Linked DNA regions of Homo sapiens: region 1 is linked to region 2. A link is an interaction called in ENCODE POLR2A ChIA-PET data of the cell type or tissue named here. Cell type or tissue: Caco-2. All regions are shown on one strand. Each heading gives the region's core, and the rest is flanking DNA. Links, peaks and the distances in the headings are about the cores only.

The links. Peaks named below come from ENCODE experiments on the same cell type or tissue, not always from the same donor. Only the 100,000 strongest peaks of a DNase experiment are listed, where the experiment ranks them.
Region 1: POLR2A ChIA-PET joins it to region 2 with 7 read pairs; 13 of 35 experiments call an interaction of 5 or more read pairs at or near these places.

What each region holds. Positions count from the first base shown.
Region 1 is chr19:40,808,943-40,817,774 of GRCh38, forward strand. It overlaps the pseudogene CYP2T1P. Among named protein-coding and RNA genes, the nearest start is that of EGLN2, 14 kb to the left of the region's middle. RefSeq lists an enhancer at 2,778-3,668. In Caco-2, for the core only: no CTCF peak of the experiment used is centred there; DNase peaks (open chromatin) are centred at 1,989 and 3,304; H3K4me3 peaks cover 1,970 bases.
Region 2 is chr19:40,721,616-40,730,447 of GRCh38, forward strand. ITPKC (inositol-trisphosphate 3-kinase C) reads left to right here. Exons shown (of 7, transcript NM_025194.3): 2 at 3,725-3,824; 3 at 7,587-7,800. Among named protein-coding and RNA genes, the nearest start is that of ITPKC, 8.9 kb to the left of the region's middle. In Caco-2, for the core only: no CTCF peak of the experiment used is centred there; a DNase peak (open chromatin) is centred at 4,773.

The DNA of each region.
Region 1 (8,832 bases), core at 222-8,221, 87 kb after region 2:
TGGGTTACCTGCGGGCTTGGTGAGCACCTGCACCACCTCCATCCAAGACGCTTTTTAAAAGCCCAAGGGAATAGGCCGGGCAAGTAGCTCACGCCTGTAATCCCAGCACTCTGGGAGGCTGAGGACAGATCACTTGAGGTCAGAAGTTCGAGACCAGCCTGGCCAACATGGCGAAACCTGTCTCTACTAAAAATACAAAAATTAGCCAGGCGTGGTGGTGGGTGCCTGTAATACCAGGTACTCAGGAGGCTGAGGCAGGACAATCGCTTGAACCCAGGAAGTGGAGGTTGCAGTGAGCCAAGATCATGCCACTGCATTCTAGCCTGAATGACAGAGCCAGACTCCGTCTCAAACAACAACAACAAAAAGCCTAAGGGAAGGCAGAGCTGCCTTCCTGCTCCAGGGGTAACTGATTGTGTTTTGGTCTGCACAGCGCACACCTGCTGATTCTGGCTGATCTCATGCACCCGGGTCCCGCACGGGATCCCCAGACTCAGTGGGTACCTTTGGGCAGACAGTGGCTGTGCAGGTGGGTGTCGAGGGTGAGGGTGCGCGGCAGCCCCAGGGGCACCACGCTGATGAAGCACTGGATCTCGAGCAGCACTGCGTTGGCGTAGGGCAGGCACACGCGATAGTCCAGGCTTGGGGCGGGCCTCCACCCTACCACAGGGTCCAGCTCCTGCACCTTGGCTCAGGCCGGGGGAGGCTGTGAGCTGCGCACTTCCAGGACCCTCCAGCCATCCCCAGACTGCAGCCTCCCATTCTGGGTCTCTCCGGGTTGCACACCTGCCACCTCTAGGTACTTAAGCAGAATGAGGAGCCCATAGCACAGGGTGGTGCTCGTGGTTTCGGTGACGCCAAAAAAAAAATGCGTCGTCATTACCGACGTCTACTCCTGGAAATGGCTCTCCGGGTCCTGCTGTTACTGTGGGCAGAGGAGATGTGCTGCCGCGTGCCAGGCACCTGTTGGTGGGCGGCATGGATAGAGTTTAGAGAGCTGGGACCCATGCCTTACCCATCTGGTCAAGCAATCAATGAAATCGCGGGGCTCCGCTGGCTGCCGCATCTGCCAGTGTCGTTGAATTTGCTCAGAGATGACCCGCAGCTCCGAAAAGTTTCGGAAGATTCGGTGGTGCGGGCCCGGGAGCCAGTCCATGAGGGACAGGCAAATGTACATCTGGAGAGACAGGGTCTGTCTCAACATGGGCCCTGCACAAGGCCACTAGGCCTTAGTTTCCCTACAGGGAGATTGGACTAGGACTTTGATACTGGATGTTCTAGAACTCTTCCAGGAATCTGTCCCATTCTAATGATCCATTGTAGGTAGGTCTGTGTACTCGGGATTTGGCATAAGGCTGGACGCACCAAGGAAAGATTGTGGCCGGCCCTCTCACCTCGCCCCATCTGGAACTAATGATGCAGAAGTTGTCACTGAAGAGGTTCAGGAGCCTCAGGAACTCCGGGTCCCCATAGCGATAGCGGTTCCCGAAGACAAGAACAGATAACATTGGATACAGCATTATCCAGTAGCCGCACGGGGTCAAACGGGGCTCCTGGGGGTAGGAACAGGACGGTGGTCATAACGCGTGGTCCTGCCCCCAGCCAGCCCCATGGGCTTACTGGCTTTCTTCCACCCAAATACCTTCCAGTGGCCCCGTCTTGGCAGTGCAAGGGACTCTCCCACACCAGGCCCTTCCGCTCTCCCGGCCAGGCCGAAGCAATGGTGGCTTGAAATTCGTCTAGCAGACAAGCCGCCTCCTCCAGGACGCGCGCCTCGACGGTCCGCGTACCCAACCCGAACTTCTTAAGCGCTCCAAGTGCAAAATTGCGCAGTGTCCACCAGCACGGCCGGTTAGAAAACAAGATTCCTGTGGTGGGGACGGGAAAGGAGGCGGGCCGGGGAGCCGGCCACGCCCTATCCAGGAAGCGCCGGGTCACTGGCTACATCCCTTTAGGGGCCTCCGACTCCTGCGGCCGGCTTCGTTCCCTTTGCTTCTTTACCAGACCTCCAAGTGCCCTATCCACACATTGGCCCCGCCTTTGCTGGGCTCCATCCCTGACCTAGGCTGGCTCTCGGGCTTTGACTCTTAGGCTCTTTTCTCCTGTTGGCTGCAGGATGAACCTCCATTCTAACCTTACGCTTTAGCGCCGCCCCGCCCTCTCTCGGCCGTTTGCACCTCATTAGCTGGAGTCTCTATTAGGCCCCGCCCCCATTTGCCCGCCTCTACCATTTACCCGCCCAGCCTGGAGCGTCCGGGCCGGCAAGTCCAGCGCCGGGGCCTCACTGTTTCCGCGTGTGAAGCGTTCGAAGACTGCCATGGACCCGCGGCCAGAGACCGCATCCGCCTGTAGCACTAACGCGTCCCGCAGCGCTGCGTAGCCGCACAGCCCCACCGCAGGGCGCGGGCCCAGCCGCACTGTGAACACCCGGCCCCAGCGGCCGGAGAGCTACGGGTAGCCGGTGCTCAGCGGGTGCCCATAGGGTTCCTCATCGGAGCCATTGCCCCCAGCTCCCTCTTCCTTCAGACCCAGGAGTCCTCGTCTCAGACCCTCATTCCTCAGGCCCAGGAATTCAAATCCCCAGCTCCTTCCTCCCTGAGATCCAGGAGTCCAGGCCCCCACTTCCTTCTTCCCTTAGGACCTGGAAGTCCAGCTTCCCAGCCTCCTGCACCCTCAGAGTCGTCTCCTGGGCCCTCAGTACTCAGCCTGCCCACCCTGAACCAGAACAGACCCCCTGCTCCCCTCTTCCCACAACCTGATTTCCTGCTCTGGGCTCCTTCGTTACGACCCAGTGTCCCGGCCCCAGGCTCTCCACTCCCTATTCTCCTTTCCTAGTACTCAGCAGTCCGGAGCACTCATCCTTCCTGTCCTTCCTCAGGATCATAGAGTACAAACCCTCAGCTGTCTTCATTCAGGAGGAGTTCTAGTCCCCAGCCCCACCTTCACGAATCCAGAATTCCGTTCCCCCATTCCTGTCGGGAATGGAGTGCGCGGTCCAGGCCTCCGGACTGCAGCTGCAAGTTCCCCAGCAATGGGAGCGGCCTGGGCCGGGGAGGTAGGGACCCCCGCATCTGAGCGCGGCACCCACCCTACCCCCACCACGCCGGCGCCAGCACCAGAAGCCACAACAGCAGCGCAGCGATACCCGCGACATGCCTGCAATTCTCCACGCCTGCACCCCTTCACCTCTATTTGATTTCCAAGGGGTCTTAGGGGTGGAGCGGGGCGGAGACCCGATGTGGGAGGAGTGGGCGTCTCCGGGCTGCTCATTCCGTGGATTCCCCAACCCGACGTCTCCACCCCGCCCCCAGCCCTAGTGGAGCTGTGCCCTGGCTCCCCCTGGCTTTTTTTGTGTGTCTGCCTCAGCCTGTCTTACTTAGCAACTTTCGTGCACCAGCATTTTCATGGCAACACACCTGGACAACAGGTGCACCCTCCTGAGCCCCTAGCACCTTTGAGTCCAATTTACTTGGCCTGTAAGTGTGTATTCCTCAATCTCCGGGCCACCTCTGGGTCCCCTGAACGCTGTACCCTGTACCTCTGATTCCTAAATACACACCGACTCTCAAATACACCACTTCTGTTTTTTTTTTTTCCCTTCTTAGAGTTTCACTCTTGTTGCCCAGGCTGGAGTGCAGCAGTGGGATCTCGGCTCACTGCAACCTCCACCTCCCAGGTTCAAGATTCTCCTGTTTCAGCCTCCTGAGTAGCTGGGATTACAGGCATGCACCACTAGGCCTGGCTAATTTTTGTATTTTTAGTAGAGACGGAGTTTCACCGTGTTGGCCAGGCAGATCTCAAGCTACTGACCTCAGGTGATCCGCCTGCCTCGGCCTCCCGAGGTGTTGAGACTACAGGCCACTGCGCCTGGCTCAAATACACTTCTAAAGACACCCCTGGCATTCCTGTGCTCTGTGCCTGTGATTCCTAGGAGCTCACACCTGAGCCCTTGTCACTTCCATTACTCTTAGGACCCTGTGTACTATGCTTGTTCCCCAGATCTGCCTTCAATTTCCCTGGCTTCTGGGTGTCCATCAGTCTGGCACTTCTGTGCCTCTCCTTAGTTCTTCAGGGTGCCTTTCTGCATGTTGATCCCCTTGTACCTCCATATTATGTCCTGCCCTGAATCTACCATCTCTATCCCCAAGGCACTGGCTCCCAGATGCCCCCAAATGTTCTGTGCCCATGCTGCTGAACCCCCTGGTATCCAGTCCCCCAAGTCCCTGTCTGAGGCCAGGCCATGACGACAGACAAACTTATCCCTCATTCTCTCATCTATCCCCCCCAACCCCCATCCTAGGGCATGGGCTAGAGGGGGCAGACTCTGGCCTGGATGGGCCAGGGCTGCGGTGGTGGGAGCAGTGAGGTTGGGGCTGTATTTGGAACAGACTGTTCAGGAATGTGGTCCACCCTCCTGCCTGTCCCTGCTTGGCCAAATCCAGCCTTCCTCCAAGTGCCTGGCACAGGGCCCAGACCTGGGGAGATGGTGGGCGGGGGGTGGACTGTGCAGAGCCTAGGACTGGCATTGTCTCTGGGAGGGTCTCTGTGTATCTTTGTTTCATCTCTCAGTCTTGCTTGCTCCCTCCCTCCCTCCCTCTGTCCGTCCCTCCCTCCCTCCCTCCCTCCCTCCCTCCCTCCCTCCCTCCCTTCCTTTTTTCTTTTTTTTTTTTGAGACAGAGCCTGGCTTCTGTCCCCCAGGCTGGAGTGCAGTGGTACGATCATGGCTCACTGCAGCCTCAACCTCCTGGGATCAAACAAGCCTCCCACCTTGGCCTCCCAAGTAGCTGGGACCATAGGTACACACCACCACGTCCGGCCAATTTTTGTATTTTTTAAGGAGACAGGATGTCACTGTGTTGCCCAGGCTGGTCTCCAACTCCTGGGCTCAAGCAATCTTTCTGCCTTGGTCTCCCAAACTGCTGGGAGTATAGTTGTGAACCAGCGCGCCCAGCCTCCCTCACTCTCAGTCTCTGTGTTTCTGTGTTCATCTCTCTCTCTCCTCTTTCTGTCTCTTCCCATCTCTCTCTCTTTTCTCTCAGTCTCTGCCTCTGTTTGTGTCTGTTTTCTGTCTCTCTTTTCAGTATGTCTGTGTCTTCCCCTCCCTGTATCTCCCCTAGTCTGTGCTTCCCTTTGTCTCAGCCTGGCACTTCTGTGCCTCTCCTTATTTCTTCAGCGTGCCTTTCCGCATGTTTACCCCCTTGTACCTCCATATTCTGTCCTCCCCTATCCTGGGTCTTCCTACCTGTCAGCCTTTCTGGAACCTGGTGACTGACAGGGGTTGTGGGGCAGGACCCCTGCTCAGAGCTGCTGACTCCACTGACAGCGGGAGTGTGGTGGGGCACAGTAAGCTGCATCCTCCCCCAGCCCTACCCCACCCTCTGTGACAGGCTTTAATGGATCCTGTTTATTATGGCTTCTGGTTTCTCCCCAGCTCCTGACTCTTCCTCCGTTTTGCTCGGGTGGGCTGTCCTCTGGAATGTCAGCTCTTCTAGAGCAGGGATTTTGTCTTGTTCGCTTCTGTATCCCAGCACTTAAAGTAGTGCCCAGCACAGCAGTAGGCACTTAGTAAATGTTTGTTGAATGAATGCCCAATTTTTCTTCCTCGCTACTTCTCTTTGTTTTTTTTTTTTTTTTTATAGAGACAGGGTCTTGTTAGGTTGGCCAGGTTGGTCTTCAACTCTTGGTCTCAAGCAGTCCTCCTGCCTCAGCCTCCTAAAGTGCTAGGATCACAGGCATAAGCCACCATGCCCAGCCTCTTTCTTCCCTCCCCTCCCCTCTTTTCCCTTTCTTCTTCTCTTCCCTTCCCTTCTGTCTGTCTTGTTCTGTCGCCCAGGCTGGAGTGCAGTGGCACCATCACAGCTCACTGCAGCCATGACTGCCTGGGCTCAAGTGATCCTCCCACCTGAGCCTCCCAAGTAGCTGGGACTAGAGGTGCGTGCCACCATGCCTAGCTAATTTTAAAAATATTTATAGAGACCAGGTCTCACTATGTTGCCCAGGCTGGTCTCGAACTCCTGGGCTCAAGTGATCCTCCCGCCTTGGTGTTTCTATCTCTTTGTAATTAGACTGGATTTCTCTGTTTCTCTCTTTCTTTTCCTCCCTTTTTCTTTTTCTCTCAGGTCTCTCTATCTCTCTTCATTTCTGTTCTCTTTATTTATCTTTGCTTTAGGGTCTCTTTGTCTTTCCTCTCTCTGGACATCACTGTCTTTCCCTTTTCTCAGTGGCTCTCTTTCTCCTCCCGGTCTCTGTTTTCCAGGATCTCTTTGCCATCCCTGCGTATCTGTCTCTTCCTTTTCCTCTCCATCTCTTCTCAGTGTCTTCACGTGTTTTTCTCCATCATCTCTCTCTGCCTGTCTTTCTCAGGACCTCTGAGTCTCTCTGTCTCTCCCTCTCTTCTCCCTCTCTCCCCCGACCTCTGTGTCCCTGGCTGGGTCCTGGGGCAGACTCTGGTCAGCCTGTGATGGGAACAGTGTGGGGATTAAAGAGCTGACATCTTAATCCCCATGTGGGCACTGCCTATAAGCCTCACTCCAGTCAGCCCCATGCTCAGCAGAGCATGTCCCAGTTTCTGCATCACTTTGGGGAGACCCCGTTCAGGGTAGAGCCTCCCAGGCCACCTCCACTGATGGCTGAGGGGCCAGTTCCACTCTGCCTGAATCTGGCTCGATGTGCTTTGGGACGCCTGCCCAGCGAGAACAGCCACTGTCAGCAGGATGTTAGGGTATTAGGTCGGGTCCCAGGTTGGGAGGGTACATGCCTGGGGTTGCCATCCTCATCCCAAAGGGGAGAATTTCAGAGAATTTCAGTGAGAGGGTGGGAGGGCCGAGTGCAGTGGTTCATGCCTGTAATCCCAGCACTTTGGGAGGCTGAGGTGGGCAGATCACTTGAGGCCAGTAGTTCAAGACAAGCCTGGCCAACATGGTGAAACCCCATCTCTACTAAAAATACAAAAATTAGCCGGGCATGGTGGTGCATGCCTGTAATCCCAGCTACTCTAGGGAGGCTGAGGCACGAGAATCACTTGAGCGCTGAAGGTGGAGGTTGCAGTGAGCTGAGATCATGCCACTGCACTCCAGCCTGGGCAACAGAGTGAGACTCTGTCCCCCCAACCCTCCAAAAAAAAAAAGAAAAAAAAAGAAAGAAAAAGAAAAGAGGGGCTCGGGATTGAGGGAGAGAGCCTCAGTCCTCAGAACTCCCATTGTCATTGCTCATCTGTCTTTCTCTGGTCATTTCTCTGTTTCTTTCCATTTTCTCTCTCAATTCCCCTGCCTCCCATTTCTTAGTGTCGGTATTTCTCTGCTTTTCTCTGTATTTAAGGGTGTCTGCCTCTTTCTTGGTCTCTGACTTGTGAATTAAAAGGTAGTAGTTAGAAGTGCAGTGTCTGAGTAGGGCATGGTAGTGTGCACAGGTTGTCCAGAACTTTGGGAGGCTGAGGCTGGAGGATCACTTGAGGTCAGGAGTTCGAGACCAGCCTGGGCAATATAGTGAGACTGCCTCTACAAAAAATAAAAATAAAAAAATTAGTGGCTGAGTGCAGTGGCTTATGCCTGTAATCCCAGCACTTTGGGAAGCTGAGGTAGGCAGATCACCTGAGGCCAAGAGTTCAAGACCAGCCTGGCCAACATGGTGAAACCCTGTCTCTACTAAAAAAAAAAAAAAAAAAAAAATTAGCTGGGTGTGGTAGCGGGCGCCTGTAATCCCAGCTGCTCGGGAGGCTGAGGCACGAAAATTGCTTGAACCCAGGAGGTGGAGGTTGCAGTGAGCTGAGATCGAGCCACTGCACTCCAGCCTGGGTGACAGAGCAAGACTCTGTCTCAAAAAATAAAAATAAAAGTAAATTAGCCAGGTGTGGTTGTGGTGCACCCTGTAGTCCCAGCTACTCAGGAGGCTAAGGTGGGAGGATCGCTTGAGCCTGGGAGGCTGAAACTGCAGTGAGATGTGATTATGCCATTGCATCCCAGCCTGAGAGACAGAGTGAGAGCTTGTCTCTAAAAAAAGGAAAAAAAAAAAAGAAGAGGAAGAAGAAGAAAAAGAAGTGCAGTGTCTGTAGCCTCAGAGTCTGAATTTAGATACCAGCTCTGCCTGTTTCTGTGTGATCTTGGGCAACTCACTTCACCTCTCTGAGCCTCAGTTTGCTCATCTGTAAAAATGTGGTAATACTGCTTTGTGGCCAGGTGTGGTGGCTCATGCCTGTAATCCCAGTGCTTTGGGGGGATGAGGTGGGAGGATCGCTTTAGGTCAGGAGTTCAAGACCAGCCTAGGCAACATTGCAAGACCCTGTCTCTACTAAAGATTAAAAAAAAAAAAGTTAGCCAGGCACGGTGACTGTAGTCCCAGCTATTTGGTGATCTGAAGCAGAAGCAGGAGGATCAGTTGAACCCAGAAGTTCAAGGTTGCAGTGAGCCTTGAATTGTGCCATTGCACTCCAGCCTGGGCAACAAGAGGGAGACCCTGGCTATAAAAGAAATAAACAGGGTAGGTGCGGTTGCCGGTGGCTCACGCCTCTAATTCCAGCACTTTGGGAGGCTGAGGTGGGCGGATCACAAGGTCAGGAGATTGAGACCATCCTGGCTAACAGGGTGAAACTCTTGTTTCTACTAAAAATACAAAAAATTAGCCGGGCGTGGTGGCGCACGCCTGTAGTCCCAGCTACTCAGGAGGCTGAGGCAGGAGAATCACGTGAACCAGGGAGGCGGAGGTTGCAGTGAGCCAAGATCGCACCACTGCACTCCAGCCTGGGTGACAGAGCGAGACTCTGTCTCAAAAAAAAAAAAAAAAAGGAAAGAAAAAAGAAACAAAAGCCCCCAAAACAAACCAGAGCAAAGTAGGGAG
Region 2 (8,832 bases), core at 661-8,660:
ACCTCAGCCTCCCAAAGTGCTGGGATTACAAGCATGAGCCACTGTGCCCGGCCCGGATCTAACATAAAACAGAGAGAGAAGATATTATGTTTATGATTAAGGGGCCAGGTGTGGTGGCTTATGCCTATAATCCCAGCACTTTGGGAGGCTGAGGTGGGAGGATTGCCTGAGCCCAGAAATTTGAGACCACCCTGGGCAACACAGTGAGACCTCATCTCTACTAAAAGGAAAAAAGAACTAGCTAGATGTGGTGGTATATGCCTGTTTTCCAGCTATTCGGGAGGCTAAAGCAGGAGGATTGCTTGAGCCTGGGAGGCAGAGGTTGCAGTGAGCCAAGATCACACCTCTGCACTCCAGCCTGGGCAACAGAGTGAGATCCTGTCTCAAAAAAAAAAAAAATTACTATTAAAAAAATCCCAACTAACATTCTTCAGTCCAAGCATCAAAGAATGTTTCTGGAGCGTCTGTCGTGTGCCAGGCCATGTGCTGGGGACATAATCATAACCATGACAACCCCAGTCTCTGCCATCATGAGCTTGTAGTCCAGCAAGTGTGTAGGGGATAAGCCCCAAGGCACTGGGATCCAACCAGAGCTAGAACCCCAGCGCTGTGTGGGGTGATGTTAGGTAAGTGGCTTCACCTCTCAGACCCTCTGTTTCCTCCTTTGTAACACCGAGACGATAATCTCCCTGGGGTTGTGTTTTTAGAAATTAAGTAGGTTGTGGCACACTGAGTCTTTGTCATTGTGTCTGGAATGTTCCAGGTACTTAGTAAACAGGAACCTTTATTAATCATCTCTTCCCCAGGGCCGGCAGCTGGATTGGGGAGGGACTAGCCCTTCCCGAACCCTGACTCCCTCTTAACCTTCCCACTGTCAAAGAGATGTCTGTGAGGTAGCTGGGCTCTGAGGGGGCGGGAGAGATGAACACGTCCCTGATCCTGGGGTAGGAGAGGGATGAGCCATACAGTTTCCTTCTCTGGAGGTGACCCACTCTTCCAGTACTTGCTAAGGGACTTGACATGCTTGTGGGGTGCAGAATGTATTCCTGTGTGTGTATGTGTTCATGAATCAGACACTAACCCTGTCTCAAAAAGCTCATAGTTTAGTCGGCATGATACAACGAAAACCCTGTTTTCTATTTGCTTCTCTGGTTTTCTTTCTTTCTTTCTTATTTTTTTGAGTCAGGGTCTCACTGGGTCACCCAGTCTGGAGTGCAGTGGCACAATCACTGCTCACTGCAGCCTCACCCTCCAGGGCTCAAGTGATCCTCCCACCTTAGCCTCCTGAGTAGCTGGGACTACAGGTGCACACCACCACGCCTAGCTGATTCTTAATTTTTTATTTATTTATTTATTTATTTTTTGAGATGGAGTCTCGCTTTCTCGCCCAGGCTGGAGTGCAGTGGCACAATCTCGGCTCACTGCAACCTCTGCCTCTCAGGTTCACACCATTCTCCTGCCTCAGCCTCCCGAGTAGCTGGGACTGCAGGTGCCCGCCACCATGCCCAGCTAATTTTTTGTATTTTTAGTAGAGACGGGGTTTCACTGTGTTAGCCAGGATGGTCTCAATCTCCTGACCTCATGATCCGCCTGCCTCAGCCTCCCAAAGTGCTGGGATTACAGGCATGAGCCACTGCGCCCGGCCTAATTTTTAAACATTTTGTAGAGATGGGGTCTTGCTATATTGCCCAGGCTGGCCTCAATCTCCTGGGCTCAGTGGTCCTCCCACCTTGGTTTCCCAGTGTTGAGATTACAGGCGTAAGCCATCGTACCCGCTGCTTTTGTGGTTTCCTTTGTTCTCTCTCTCTTTGTCTACTTCTGTTCATCTTTTTCTTTTCATCATTACTTTGTATCTCTCTCTTTTAGTCTTCCTATATTTGTTTTGTTTTTTTTTTGTTTTTGAGACAGTCTTGCTCTGTCGCCCAGGCTGGAGTGCAGTGGCGTGTTCTTGGCTCACCGCAACCTCTGCCTCTCGGGTTCAAACGACTCTCATGCCTCAGCCTCCTGAGTAGCTGGGACTACAGGTGTGTATCACCACGCCCGGCTAATTTTTGTATTTTTAGTAGAGGTGGGGTTTCACCATGTTGGCCAGGCTGGTCTCAAACTCCTGACCTCAGGTGATCTGCCCACCTCACCCTCCCGAAATGCTGGGATTACAGGTGAGAGCCACCACACCCGGCCTATTTCTTTATCTTTTAGCAATTCTATACCTGTCTCTGTATTAGTCAGGGTAGGTCAGGATTTTCTGCAGTAACAAAGAGCCCCCAAATCTTAGTGACTTAGAACAACAAAGGATTATTTTGCTTTATACTACACATTGGTCACAGGTCAGTGGTGGGTCAAGGGCTCTGCTTCATGCTGTCTTCACTCAGGGTCCCAGGCTGAGGGAGCTTCCATTTCTTTTCTTACTCCCTCCCCCACTGGGGAACAAACGTGGCGAGTCATAAACTGGCTCTTAAGGCTCCTACCCGAAAGTGACACTTCTGCTCCCAGTTAATTGGCCAAAGCAAGGCCAGGTGTGGTGGCTCACACCTATAATCCCAGCACTTTGGAGACCAAGATGGGAGGATTGCATGAGGCCAGGAGTTCAAGACCAGCCTGGGCAACATAGCAAGATGCCATAAAGTAGCTGGGCATGGTGGCACACGCCTGTAGTCCTGACTACTCAGGAGGCTGGGATGGGAGCATCGCTTGAGTCCAGGAGTTGGAGGTTGCAGTGAGCTATGATGGTGCCATTGTACTGCAGTCTGGCTGACGGAGTGAGACCCGGTCTCTAAAACAAAACAAAACAAACAAAAAACAACAATCCCCAGTTCAGGAGGGCAGGGACATCCCTGAACTAATAGCTGGAGCTATGTGGTGAACAGCTGTCATGACTGCCACGGTCTCTGTCGCTGTCTCTGTCTCTCTGTCATCACTATGTCATCTGCCTCTCTGTTTCTGTCTCTCTCTGTGGTCCATCTCCATCCATCAACTCCTGCCTCTATAATTTTCCCCAAAAGGTCTGACCTGGTTTAGGGACAGAGATGGGGCTTCCAATATTTGACACTGGTCCCTACATAATGGCTTATGCCTGAAACCCCAACACTTTGGGAGACTGAGGCAGGTGGACTGCTTGAGGTCAGGAGCTCAAGACCAGCTTGGGCAACATGGTGAAACCCCATCTCTACTAAAAATACAAAAATTAGCCAGACATGGTGGCATGCACCTGTAGTCCCAGCTACTCGGAGGGTGAGGCAGGAGGATCACTTGAACCTCGGAGGCAGAGGTTGCAGTGAGCCAAGATCATACCACTGCACTCTGGACTAGGTGACAGAGACCCTGTCTCAATTAAAAAAAAAAAAAAAAGAAGATTTGGAACTGTGTATGTGCAGTGGAAGATGTAAGGGTTGTTTGTTAAACCACAACAAAACCTAGCCTGTCCTTACTCATAAGATCCTTACTCATAAGAGAAGGACAGAGAGACATAGATACAAAGAAAGTGATGACAGAGGGGAGAAATGGGCAAAGAATTTCCCCTATCTTGCTGAGGGCTTTGGGCGATCATGTGATTGCCGAACTAAGTGGGGCTCACTCACCCCAACAAGCCTGGGAACAGTGATCCCAGGAAGCCCCTGGCCCTGGAAAGACTGCAGGTCCCCTTTCGTTCCCTCTCATGGCAGCACCTCTAGCCCCTGCCTTCCCTGGCCTTGGCCCTGACCCCACCCTGCTCTGCTCCCTACAGAGCAAACCCTGGAAGAAGCTGAAGACAGTTCTGAAGTATTCACCCTTTGTGGTCTCCTTCCGAAAACACTACCCTTGGGTCCAGCTTTCTGGACATGCTGGTAAGTGGGGTGGTGGTGGACAGAGCTGGGCAGAGTCTCCTGGGCCAGGGAAAGGGATGTTCTCTGTAGTTTAGTTCCCCCACCTAGTGATGGGCTTGGTGACAGTCCCCACCTTATGGGACTGTTATGGGCAGTGCTTAGGCCTGGGCCTGGCCCTTCGTATGTCAGGGCAGAGGGCTATTCCTTGTTATTCTGGTGGAGAGAGGGAGCTTCAGACGGACCTGAGCTCAAACCCTAGTTCTGCTCTGTATTCATGGGTGACCTTGGGCAAGTTACTTTCCTTTACTGGGCCTCAGCTGCCCCATCTGTTAATGTGGAGATAACCTTACCTCCCTTGCAGGATTAACCGAAGAGTTAAAATCAAAATGTATATAAAGATTGAGGCCAGGCACGGTGGCTTACATCTGTAATCCTAGCACTTTGGCAGGCCAAAACAGGAGGATCGCTTGAGCCCAGGAGTTTAAGACCAACCTAGGCAATATAGTGAGACCCCGTTTCAATTAAAAAAAAAAAAAGATTGGCTGGGCGCAGTGGCTCATGCCTGTAATCCCAGGCCTTTGGGAGGCCGAGGTGGGTGGATCCCCTGAGGTCAGGAGTTTAAGACCAGCCTGGCCAATGTGGTGAAATCCCTTCTCTACTAAAAATAAAAAAATTAGCCAGGCATGGTGGCGGGTGCCTGTAATCCCAGCTACTCAGGAGGCTGAGGCAGGAGAATCACTTGAACCCGGGAGGTGAAGGTTGCAGTGAGCCAAGATCGCAGCATTGCACTGCAGCCTGAGTGACAAGAGCGAAACTTCGTCTCAAAAAAAAAAAAGACTGAGGCACAGGACTCTTATGAATGGAAATGATCACTCCTTGCCTTCTCCGCGTGTTCAGAGCATAGCAGGCCTTCAGTAAGTAGCAGCTGTAACATTTTGCCCCCAGGACCTTGCAAATGCCTGCAGCACAGAGTAGCACAATGGTGGCATATAGTGCTCTTTTGAAAGGCTAGGCCATAAATATCTTAGGTTTTGTGGGCCTATGGTCTCTGTCGCAACTACTCAGCTCTGCTGTTACAGCAGGAAAGCTGCCATAGACACTATGTAAACATATGAGTGTGTCTGTATTCCAATAAAACTTTATTTGCAAAAACCAGCAGCAGGCTGGACTAGAAAAGTGTGCCCATTGGCAAATGGCGACAGTAAGAGAATTTGTCTGCCTTGTTTGTCTTTAGATCTGACCTGGAAATAAGGCAAGACCCCCTAAAACTGTGTCAACACAAGTTTGCCATCTATATGTGTTCTGGTTACTATTGCTGAGTTTATTAAAAAAACAAAACTCAGCAGAGCACAGCGGCTCATGGCTGTAGTTCTAGCACTTTGGGAGGCTGAGGTGGGAGGATCACTTGAGCCCAGGAGTTTGAGACCAGCCTGGGTGACATAGTGAGACCTTGTCTCTACGAAAAATAAAGAAATTAACTGGGCATGGTGGCATGCACCTGTGGTCCCAGGTACTTGGGAGCTGAGGGTGGGAAGATCACTTGAGTCCAGGAGGTCTGGGATGCAGTGAGCCTTGATCGCACCACAGTACTCTAGCCTAGATGACCGAGTGAGACCCTGTCTCAAAAATAAATACGCCAGGGGCGGTGGCTCACGCCTGTAATCCCAGCACTTTGGGAGGCCAAGGCAGGCGGATCACGAGGTCAGGAGATCGAGACCATCCTGGCTAACAAAGTGAAACCCCGTCTCTACTAAAAATACAAAAAATTAGCCGGGCATGGTGGCGGGCGCCTGTAATCCCAGCTACTCGGGAGGCTGAGGCAGGAGAATGGCGTGAACCCGGGAGGCGGAGGTTGCAGTGAGCCGAGATAGCACCACTGCACTCCAGCCTGGGTGACAGAGCGAGACTCTGTCTCAAAAATAAATAAATAAATAAAATAAAATAAAATAAATACAAAACAAAACCCAAAAACCCCAAGACTTAGTGATGGTTAAAAAAAATAACTTAGTAGAATAAAACAATCATTTTATTGACCTCAGAAGTTTTGGGTCAGCAATTCAGACAGGATGGCAGGGATGGCTTTTCACTGCTCCACAATATCTGGGAACTCAGCTAGGGACACCTGGAGGCTACAAGCTGAAAACTTTTGGAGGTTCATTCACTTGCATGCGTGGTGATTGATGCTGGCTATTGGCTGGGGTCTCAGATGGGGCTGCCACGTGGCTTTGCCATGTAGCTCCTTGAGCTTCCTCACAGTATGGTGGCCTCAGAGTACTCAGATTTCTAACAAGACAGCTCAGGACTACCTTGAAGGTAAGTGTCTCTGCCAACAGAAGTCATGCAGTAGCACTTCTGCCATAAACCGTCCCATATTTAATGGGAGAGCAATCTATTTTTTATTTATTCATTTAATTTTGAGATAGGATCTCAGTGTTGCCCAGGCGGGAGTGCAGTGGTGCAGTCATAGCTCATTGCAGCCTTGAACTCCTGGCCTTAAAGGATCCTCCTGCCTCAACCTCCCAGAGTGTTGGGATTATAGGCATGAGCCACTGCACCCAGCTTGGGAGAGCAATTAAGAGTATACTCCTTGATGGGAAAATTCTATAAGAGCAGGATCAGGAATGGGTCTGAGACCCACTGTGATCAGGAGATACTGTTGTAGCCAACTTTGGAAAATGTAATCCAGGCTGGACATAATCACAGCACTTTGGGAGGCTGAGATGGGAGGATCATTTGAGGCCAGGAGTTCGAGACCAGCCTGGGCATCATAGCAACACTACCCCAACCCGACATTACACATTTTTTTTTTTTAGATTAGCTGGGAGTGGTGGGGGTGCACACCTGTAGTCCTAGCTACTCTGGTGGTTGAGGTGGGAGGATCACCTGAATCTAGGAGCTTGAGGCTGCAGTGAGCTATGATTATACCACTCAATTTCAGCCTGGGTGACAGAGTGAGATCCTCTCAAATAAAAAAAGAAAAAGAAAATATAATCTGAAAATACAGCTGGCCACTAGAAGAAATTAGAATTATTATAATCTATACACTCTGCGTGGTCCAGGAAATGCTTGATCTATAAATTAACTTAAATAGGCCCTGGTTGTTAGCACCTTGGGATTCCAGGCAGCAGCAAAAGCAAATCCACTCTGGAGAGTGACGCTCTGGACTTAGATCTCACAGAATTCCCACAGATGATCACATGTGTACAATCAAAAATTACAAAACAAATTAGGATATCCTGTGCTGGGAACAGGACTTGGTTTAAGCAACAGAGAACAGAAATTCGCCCTTTCCTTACCAACCCCTGGGCAAGACTTTTAAGAGTTGCGGCCTGGGCACAGTGGCTCACGCTTGTAATCCCAGCACTTTGGGAGGCCAAGGCGGGTGGATCATCTGAGGTCAGGAGTTCAAGACCAGCCTGACCAACAAGGTGAAACCCTGTCTCTACTAAAAATACAAAAATTAGCTGGGCTTGGTGGTGTGCACCTGTAATCCCAGCTACTTGAGAGGCTGAAGCAGGAGAATTGCTTGAACCCGGGAGGCGGAGGTTGCAGTGAGCCGAGATCGCACCATTGCACTCCAGCCTGGGCAACAGAGTGGGACTCCATCTCAAAAAAATAAAATAAAATCTTAAAATCATTAAAAAAAAAGTTGCAGGGAGAGAAAGCATTGCAGGAGGGTCGGGCAAGATAATGGTGGCCAGGATCTGATGCAAACAGGCAGCTGCGGAGAGGTTCTCTTCCTGATCCAGTTCCTGATCCTCTCATTTATTCTACCACCTTTAGGGAACTTCCAGGCAGGAGAGGATGGTCGGATTCTGAAACGTTTCTGTCAGTGTGAGCAGCGCAGCCTGGAGCAGCTGATGAAAGACCCGCTGCGACCTTTCGTGCCTGCCTACTATGGCATGGTGCTGCAGGATGGCCAGACCTTCAACCAGATGGAAGACCTCCTGGCTGACTTTGAGGGCCCCTCCATTATGGACTGCAAGATGGGCAGCAGGTGGGGCTGGGGCAGCCCTGGGGCAGGGATGGAGGGCAGGGGGTGGGCATTATTGAAAATATTGGCCTGGCCAGGCGCGGTGGCTCACGCCTGTAATCCCAGCACTTTGGGAGGCCGAGGCTGGTGGATCACCTGAGGTTGGGAGTTCCAAACCAGCCTGACCAACGTGGTGAAGCCCTGTCTCTACTAAAAATACAAAAAATTAGCCAGGCGTGGTGGTGCATGCCTGTAATCCCAGCTACTCAGGAGGCTGAGGCAGGAGAATTGCCTGAACCTGGGAGGTGGAGGTTGCGGTGAGCTGAGATTGAGCCATTGCACTCCAGCCTGGGCAACAAGAGTGGAACCCTGTCTCAAAAAAAAGAAAAGAAAAGAAAAGAAAATAGCGCCAAGTCCATTTTCAAAGTGGTTGTACCAGTGTACCTTCCCACCACCATGTATGAGTGTTACAGTCGTCCCAGATTCTCACCGGTGCTTGGTACTGTCTGTTTTATTAACTTAAACCATTCCGATGGGTTTGGAATAGGATCCCTTTTTTTCCTCTTTGAGACAGAGTCTTACTCTATCGCCCAGGCTGGAGTGCAGTGGCACGATCTCGGCTCACTGCAATCTCCACCTCCTGGGTTTAAGTGATTCTCCTGTGTAAACCAAGTAGCTAGGATTACAAGCGCCCGCCACCACACCTGGCTAATTTTTGTATTATTAGTAGAGATGGGGTTTCACCATGTTGGCCAGGCTGGTCTGGAACTCCTGACCTCAGATGATCCACCCACTACGGCCTCCCAGAATGCTGGGATTATAGGCGTGAGCCACCACGCCTAGTCTGCAAGAAGTGAACTCTAATTGCTTTCTCCAGCTGGGTTCAGTGGCTCTCACCTATAATCCCAACACTCTGGGAGGCTGTATACACACACACACACAGACACACACACACAGACACACACATAGTCTTCAACTCTCCCATTTCATTCTTTTAGTAGTCTTTTGATAAACATATTTTTATAAACAAAATAGTATTTGTATTATTACTCTTTT